2 separate regions of the Homo sapiens genome follow, and region 1 is linked to region 2. Evidence: read pairs that join two places in POLR2A ChIA-PET (ENCODE). Cell type or tissue: Panc1. All regions are shown on one strand. Each heading gives the region's core, and the rest is flanking DNA. Links, peaks and the distances in the headings are about the cores only. Region 1 overlaps MYOM1 (myomesin 1). Region 2 overlaps DLGAP1 (DLG associated protein 1).

Region 1 (4,399 bases), core at 166-4,165, 350 kb before region 2:
CTCCTTGGGTTTTCTTTGTTAGAATTTGTGTCCTTCCATCTGCTGTTCCCTGCTGTAAATCTTGGTTATTTTGGTATTCAATAGCTTCTCTAGAAGAAGGCTAAATCAAAGGAAGCACAATGCAAAAACTACATATTGATGCTTCAAGGAAAACCCGGTGGTGTATGATCAAGGGGAGTTGCTGACTGTAACTGGCATTGGGTGCCCGTGGAAAGGGTGGGGACCTGGGTATGACGAGGGTTCAAATAACTACTCTGCTACTTTCTAGTGTAATGAAGAAAAGTCATTTAATCTCCTTGGTTTCCAATTTTCTCATTTATAAAATGAAGATAAAAATTTCTACTGCTCAGGGTTGTTGTAAAGACTCAGTGGTATAGAGAATGCAATGCTGAATTACGTCATATAGGCTGAATTTTAATCTGTTTAGAATAAGACAACTAAATGTCTACTGTCACCATGGAAGGTTGAGGAACAACTCTAAATCATCCCACAACCTAAGAAACCTGCTGTGCTGTTCTCTGGTTTTTGTAAGCTATTCATTCTTGTAAGTTATTCACTCTACTTAGAAGAATAAGAAAACATTCTTTTTAAATTATTTTCATCCTAATGTATGATCCAGCTTACTTGCAAGAATGGAAGGTCCCTGCTTTCCATAATACCACCTTTTCTGTAAACATCTGCCTTATTTCATCCCAAGTCCTTATAACATTGGCATTAGGAAAGAGGTCCTCAGGTCATACACTAGACTCTCTGTTATTCATTTTTAGACTTTCTAGAGCAATGGTTCTGACCTTTGTTGAGTCACGGAGCTCCTTGAAAATCCGATGAAAACTACAGTCCCTCTCTCCAGAAAAATTCTCATCTGTGCATAATTTTGCATATAATTTCAGATCATCCAAGACTCTACTGAAACCATTCATGGACAGAGGTTAAGAACCCTTGCCTAATGGTTGCAACATGGTCATAAGTAATACTGCTCCTTTAATCCTGATGATATTTTGTTATTATTAGCATGAAACAGTAATCTGTCATTTTAAGAGTTTGTTTTCCTAAATTATTTTCTTTATTTTTCCCACTGTGACCAAGAACAAAGGCATTTAGAGTAAGCCATCCAGAATTTACTTTATAGCTCGTGGCTCAGAACACAATTGGTAACTGATCTGTACTGCAAGCGCACTGACAGTAAACTAGTCATTGTTCCTAAGACTCACTAAGGTCAGCCAAGCCCTGAGCACATGTAACTCTCCATAGTTTCCACTTTAACCCTGGACATCTAACTACAAAGCAGAGCTAAAAATAGACCAAGCCGAGCACTTACACTCCACAGAGATGCATTTCCAACCCCAGGGGTTTTAATCAACAACACTGTTCACAATCCAAAGAGAATGCTTTCATTTAGCAGGAAAAAGTTGCTTCATTTTGAGCAAGCTAAAATACAACCTAAAGGAATTATGAAGACTTTGAAGTGTTCAAAAAATATTATCTGCACCTGTGTTCTAGGTCTAAAAAAAGAAAGACTAAAATACCTTCAGGATTGAGTTGGCTTTCTTTGCCTTTCACATTGAATTATTCAAAGGAAAACATATTGGCATTTTCCCTCCTCTTGTTTCTAGGTCAGCATGCTTCTACCAAAAAGTTTAAGTTGTTCAAACATAACAAGCCATAATAAATACCTACCTACAAAAATATATACATAGTAGGAAGGAAAAAGTAATGAGTTTGAACACAGAAAAATAATTACAGTTCCATTCCCTAGAGAAAGTTTATTATCTAAGGCTCTTTATGGCCAAAATGGATAAGTCTTCCGAGGATTATATAGAGCAAATGTTTTCACAATAAAATTTGCTCAAAGGTTTAATTATTAATGATATATCAGACTATGAATAAATATAAAGATTGCATATGTGGCTAAAAGAAGGATTTGTATAAAATTAAGATAATTTTAATATAAAATTTTGCAATAGAGTTGAGAAAATAAAGATCCTTTAAAAATACAAATTCATAAAACTCTAGATTCTACAGCACTGGGGAAATGAAATAAGTACACAAGGAGTTACATTGACAACTGCCTTATAATGAAAATGCCCATCTTCTATAAACCTAGCACAAACAGTCCAGGAAAATGGATATTTAAAATGTAATCTTTCTCTATTACATGTGCTTTCCTAAATGAGGTTCTTAAGCATATCTGCAGAACGTTTTTCAGGGAAACAAATTGAGGCTGTCATATACATATGGTATTAATTCCTCCCAGCTTTTATTTGGAAGCAGTTCGTCTGAGGCAAGTGCTAAAAGAAATGAATTCACCTCAGTGACAGTATTTCCCTATCTGCAGCCAATGTGTGATCCTTATGAATATCCCACGGCAGAATATGACCTATGAAATTGAGACTGCGAAGTGATCCTGTTCCATTTTAATGGAATTTCAGAGTGTTGCCATCATACACTCCAGGTAAACCCCAGCAGAGTCTGGCTCTGTTACTCAACCCAGCAGAAGCTCCCAGGAGGCCACCATCACTGATAAAATGATAGCTGTAGATCAGGTGCTGCTCAAACCCAACAGGGATTTCGGAATTTCTGCCTTTGGAAGCATGCCTCACTTCTAGTTAAACCGACCACTCTATTATTTTCTCAATAACTTTTTAGATTCCCAGAGAAAACAGCTTTTCTAGTTGCCCTACCAGATATTTTGTGGGCTTAAATTTTGTAAGACTGAAAAGTATGTTATGTTTATAGCAAAAAATGCAACCTATGCCAGGTACTTTGGAGAAGAGGAAAAGAGGCAGCAGGTGGTTATCGACCACATAGCCCAGAAATGTCTATGTTTTGAAGATCAGCAGTTTTTTTCTGTGGACTCTAGATAGATTTTAAATAAAAGTCACGTGTATCTTGCAAGTGTTTTTTAATCTCCATGAAATATTTCATTCTGAATATGAAGAAAATAAAACTTGCCTTGGACTGAGAAAGTAAATATCTGCCCAACATTCATCAGGCTGAAACAGCAGACACAGATAAGCCAACTGCAAAGTGAACAGGAAATGACATTTCTCCCAGGGACGTTGCTGTTGTAAAGTGTCATGGTAACGTCCTTCTTTGAGTGACTATAGATTCACTGAGAAACTTTCTTCTCTAATATCAAAGACAATCAGTGAGCTTGCTGTTTAAAATTATATCAGTAAGAATAAAACATCTCACTCTTGCCTGCAGGATCTTAGTTGCTTAATTGAAGCAGAGAAGCAACCTCAATTCCCACTTCTGGTGAGAAGTCCCAGATAAGGGGCTTGGGGATGCAACAGTCCACATTTATCTTAACTTTATTGTTTCCAAAGAAATAGCACCCTGGGTTCACTTTGCAGACCAGACCTGCGTCTAAGCTCCACTCTTCCTAGAAACCTAAAATAACCTTTTTTCCTCTAGTGTTTAGTCTCCTTCATTGCATTGGGTCAATAAACCTAATTTTGTCGGAATACAGGTTGGTTCCTATTATTCTTAGACTGACTGAGATAGGGCCATGTTTTTATCAAATGGTCGAGCTAAAGAAATTATCTGCTGCATAAATAGTAGTTCCGAATTTTAAGTATTTGCTATTAGATATTGAAAAAATATTTAATAGAATATATCTTCGCAGTAGTTCAGTCTCCTGTGCCCTGTGAATTTTAAATTGTATATATCAGCTTCTCATCTAGGCAGAAACATTCTGAGCGCAAGGAAACCCGCTGTGAATACTGAAATGATCTTTTCTCGCCCTGCTGCTGCTAAAGTAACCTGTGGCAAAATTTGCCTGCTCTTAGAAATAGCAAATTGGCAACACAAGCAAGACTCGCCCGTGAGAACACCAGGCTCTTAGTGAAGCTAAAAGAGACAATAAAGGGAAATAGGTAGGCACGGGTCCCGGGTCTCCCAAACAAGGTCTGTCTGCACACTTGGTTGAAATGCAGGGCTGCCGTATTTAAGAAGTAACTGGGAGAGGCTGGGCACGGTGGCTCACGCCTGTAATCCTAGCACTTTGAGAGGCCCAGGCGGGTGGAACACCTGAGGTCAGGGGCTCAAAACCAGCCTAGCCAACATGGTGAAACCCTGTCTCCACTAAAAACACGACATGAGCCGGGCGTGGTGGTGCACGCCTGTAATCCCAGCTACTCGGGAGGCGGAGGCAGGAGAATCGATTGAACCCAGGAGGCAGCAGAGGTTGCAGGGAGCCGAGATCACGCCATTGCACTCCAGCCTGGGCAACAAGAGCGAAACTCTGTCTCAAAAAACCAAAACCGAACCGAAACAAAGCGAGAAGTAACTGGGAGGGTTACTCAGAGCACACGCCTCTTCCTGAGGTTGGAAGGTTGGAGGAGGGCGTCCGACATACCCATGGGAGGAGCCATAATCGTAGGCTGAGGCTGCCTTC
Region 2 (4,399 bases), core at 251-4,250:
TCTGAGATTAATATTTCTACTCCCACTTTCTTTTTATTAGTGCTAGACATTTTCTCTTTTTCCATTCCTTTACTTTTCAATCTATATCTGTCTTTATATTTAAAGTGGGTTTCTTGTAGACAACATATAGTTAAGTCTTGTTTTCTTATCCACTCTGACAATCTCTGTCTTTTAATGATATATGTAAAATACTAATGTTTAACCCTGTTCCTATTTGCCCTGAGAATACTTGCTGGTGGCACCTGCAGCTACAGCCTTTAACCCAAGATAACTTTGCCACAAAATATTTTGTTTTATTATTATTTTCACATTGCTCTAGTATATTGACTTTGGAAACAAAGACATCATCCTATTTATAGCATTCTGGTCTTAGCAGTGGTATTTCCATTTAGAAAATATAGTAATTCTCCATTGCTGAAAATGGCAAATCCTAGAAAACGTAGCATTCCTACACGTGATGTTAACATTGTCCTCAAAGAGTTGTGGCCGAGATTCATTTGATGAATCCAATTTTTCTGAAATAGATGATTCTGATGATTCAGATGATTCTGATGTTAGTTCTGTTTAGAAATAACTCGAAGAACAGTTTTTACATTTTATTTTCACATTGAAAATCAGTCATATTTGCTTCGGCCTCAAGGAGTGTGTTTATGTAAAATTAAATGAGCGCTGACAGCCAGCTGCACATTTTTTCTAAATGGGAAAAGGGTTAAACTGATTATCTAGTTGGATTAACATCTACCATATTTGTTATTATTTTCTATTTTTTCACCTTTGTTCTTTCTTCTTATTTTTGTCTTTCACATTTTTTCTGCTTTTAATAGTTTTCTATTGAGCATTTATATGATTGAATTTTCTCTCCTTTCTTAGCATACTAATTTTATTTTTCTTTTACCTCTTTTTAGTGGTTACCCTAGAGCCCTAGAGTTTGCATTATGCATTTACCACGAATCCAATCCACTTTTTTTTTTTTTTTTTTTGCGGAGTCTCGTTCTGTCGCCCAGGCTGGGGTGCAGTGGCACGATCTCAGCTCACTGCAACCTCTGCCTCCTGGGTTCAAGTGATTCTTCTCCCTCAGCCTCCCGAGTAGCTGGGACTATAGGCAAGTGCCACCGTGCCCAGCTAATTTTTGTATTTTTAATAGATACGGGGTTTCACCATATTGTCTAGGCTGGTCTTGAACTCCTGACCTCGTGATCCACCTGCCTCGGCCTCCCAAAGTGCTGGGATTACAGGCATGAGCCACTGCTCCAGGCCCCAATCCACTTTCATATAACACTATGACACTTCACAGGTTTTGCGAGTACTTTGTAATAATTAATAATTTCCAATTCCTACCACTTGTTCCTTGTATCATTGCTGCCATTCATTTCATTTATACATGAGTAAGTAAATGTACATATATTTAAATACATTTTTGCTATTAGTATTTTGAACAAACTTATCTGTTAGATCAGTTAAGAATGAGAAAAATGGGCCAGGCGCAGTGGCTCACGCCTGTAATCCCAGCACTTTGGGAGGGTGAGATGACCGGATCACGAGGTCAGGAGATCAAGACCATCCTGGCCAGCACAGTGAAACCCCGTCTCTACTAAAATTACAAAAATTAGCTGGGTGTGGTGGTGTGTGCCTGTAATCCCAGCTACTCGGTAGGCTGAGGCAGGAGAATCACTTGAACCTGGGAGGCGGAGGTTGCAGTGAGCTGAGATCGCGCCACTGCACTCCAGCCTGGGTGACAGAGCGAGACTCCGTCTCAAAAAAAAAAAAAAAAAAAAAATTAGCCAGGTGTGGTGGCGTGGGCCTGTAATCCCAGCCACTCGGGAGGCTGATGCAGGAGAATTTCTTGAACCCGGGAGGCAGAGGTTGTGGTGAGCCAATATTGTGCCACTGCACTCCAGCCTGGGTGACAGAGCAAGACTCAGTCTCAAAAAAAAAAAAAAAAAAAGCATGTTTATGTAAAATTAAATGAGCACTGGCAGCAAGCTGCACATTTTTTTCTAAATGGGAAAAGGGTTAAGCTGATTATTTATCTAGTCGGATTAACATCTACCATATTTGTTACTACTTTCTATTTTTTTGCCTTTGCTCTTTCTTCTTATTTTTGTATTTCACATTTTTTCTGCTGTTAATAATTTTCCATTGAGCATTTATGTGATTGAATTTTCTTTTCTTTCTTAGCATACTAATTTTACTTCTCTTTTACCTCTTTGTAGTGGTTACCCTAGAGTTTGCATTATGTATTTACCACGAATCCAATCCACTTTCATATAACACTGTGACACTTCACAGGTTTTGCAAGTACTTTGTAATAATTAAATATTTCCAATTCCTACCACTTATTCCTTGTATCATTGCTGCCATTCATTTCACTTATACATAAATAAATAAATGTACATGTATTTAAATACATTTTTGCAATTGCTATTTTGAACAAACTTATCTGTTAGATCAATTACGAATGAGAAAAATGAGCTGGGCACACTGTCCCACGCCTATAATTTCAGCACTTTGGGAGGCTGAGGTGGGCGGATCACCAGAGATTAGGAGTTTGAGACCAGCCTGTTCAACATGGTGAAACACCGTCTCTACTAAAAAAAAAAAACAAAAAAAAAAAAACAAACAAAAAATAGCCAGATGTGGCAGGTGCCTGTAATCCTAACTACTCAGGAGGCTGAGGCAGGAGTATCGCTTGAACCTGGGAGGTGGAGGTTGCAGTGAGCCAAGATCCTGCCACTATACTCCTTCCTGGGCGACAGAGCAAGACTCCATCTCCAAAAAAAAAAAAAAAAAAAAAAACAGAAAAATGAAAGTTTTTATTTTAGTTTCTGACCTATGTCATTTTCCTTCTCTCAGAAGAACTTCTTAACATTTCTTGAAGGTCTGCTGGCAACAAATTCCCTCAATTTTTGTTTATCTGAAATAGTCTTTATTTTTCTTTCACTTTTACGGATAATTTCACAGGGTACAAAATTCTAGATGGGTGTTTTTGGTTTTTTATTCTCCTAATACTTTAAATATTTCACTCTGTTCTTGCATGGTTTCCGAGAAGTTGGATATACTTCTTTCAATTTTTTTCGTTTTTGAGTGTTTTTATAGTGACTAAGCCTCGCTATGTTGCTATTAGTCCGTTTTAACGCTGCTGATAAAGACATACCTGATACTGCGCAATTTACAAAAGAAAGAGGTTTATGGGACTTACAGTTCCATGTGGCTGGGGAGGCCCCACAATCATGGCATAAGGTGAAAAGCACATGTCACATGGTGGCAGACAGGAGAAGAGGGTAACCGGGCACTGTGGCTCACGTCTGTAATCCCAGCACTTTGGGAGGCCGAGGCGGGAAGATCATAAGGTCAGGAGTTTGAGACCAGCCTGGCCAACATGGTGAAACCCTGTCTCTACTAAAAATATAAAAATTAGCAAGGCGTGGTGGCGGGCACCTGTAATCCCAGCTACTCAGGAGACTGAGGCAGGAGAATTGCTTGAACCCAGGAGGCAGAGGTTGTAGTGAGCCGAAATCATGCCATTGCACTCCAGCCTGGGCAACAAGAGCAAAAACTCCGTCTCAAAAAATAATAATAATAATAATTATATCTGTGTGGCCACAGTTACCCAAGTGGCTGTGGTGGAAGGATTGCTTAGGGCCAGGAGTTCAAGTCCATCCTGGGCAACTGATATGGTTTTGTGTGTCCCCACTCAAATCTCATCTTGAATTGTAACTCCCACAATTCCCACCCGTTGTGGGAGGAACCTGGCAGGAGGTGATTGAATCATGGGGGTGGGTCTTTCCCATGCTGTTCTCATGATAACGAGTGGGTCTCATGAGATCTGATGGCTTTAAAAATGGGAATTTCCCTGCAGAAGCCCTCTTCTCTCCCTTTTTTTTTTTTTTTTTTTTTTTTAGATGGAGTCTCACTCTGTCACCCAGGCTGGAGTGCAGTGGCGTGATCTCGGCTCACTGCAGCTTCCACCTCCTGGGTTCAAGTGATTTTCCTGCCTCAGCCTCCCAAGTAGCTGGGATTACAGACACGCGCCACCACGCCTGGTTAATTTTTTTTTTTTTTGAGACTAAGTCTCGCTGTGTCTCCGAAAGTGTTGGGATTACAGGAATGAGCCACTGTGCCTGGCCAGATATAACTCTTATCTTTTATCTTTTTTGTTTGTTTGTTCTGTTTGTTTATTTTTGAGACACGGTCTCTCTCTGTCGCTGAGGCTGGAATGCAGTGGTGTGATCTCAGCTCGCTATAACCTCCACTTCCCAAGCTCAAGCAATCTTTCCACCTCAGCCTACTGAGTAACTGGGACCACAGGCATGCACCACAGCCAGATAACTTTTTGTATTTTTTGTAGAGATGGGATTTTGCCATATTGCCCAGGTTGGTCTTGAACTCCTGGGCTGAA

Evidence for each region. ChIA-PET counts read pairs that join two places held together with the same protein. Peaks named below come from ENCODE experiments on the same cell type or tissue, not always from the same donor. Only the 100,000 strongest peaks of a DNase experiment are listed, where the experiment ranks them.
Region 1: POLR2A ChIA-PET joins it to region 2 with 14 read pairs; 1 of 35 experiments calls an interaction of 5 or more read pairs at or near these places.

What each region holds. Positions count from the first base shown.
Region 1 is chr18:3,210,574-3,214,972 of GRCh38, forward strand. MYOM1 (myomesin 1) reads right to left here. Exons shown (of 38, transcript NM_003803.4): 2 at 4,361-4,399. Among named protein-coding and RNA genes, the nearest start is that of MYOM1, 7.2 kb to the right of the region's middle. In Panc1, for the core only: no CTCF peak of the experiment used is centred there; no DNase peak of the experiment used is centred there; H3K4me3 peaks cover 502 bases; H3K27ac peaks cover 607 bases.
Region 2 is chr18:3,558,664-3,563,062 of GRCh38, forward strand. The region is part of intron 9 of DLGAP1 (DLG associated protein 1); the gene reads right to left. Among named protein-coding and RNA genes, the nearest start is that of DLGAP1-AS1, 33 kb to the right of the region's middle. In Panc1, for the core only: no CTCF peak of the experiment used is centred there; no DNase peak of the experiment used is centred there; H3K27ac peaks cover 871 bases.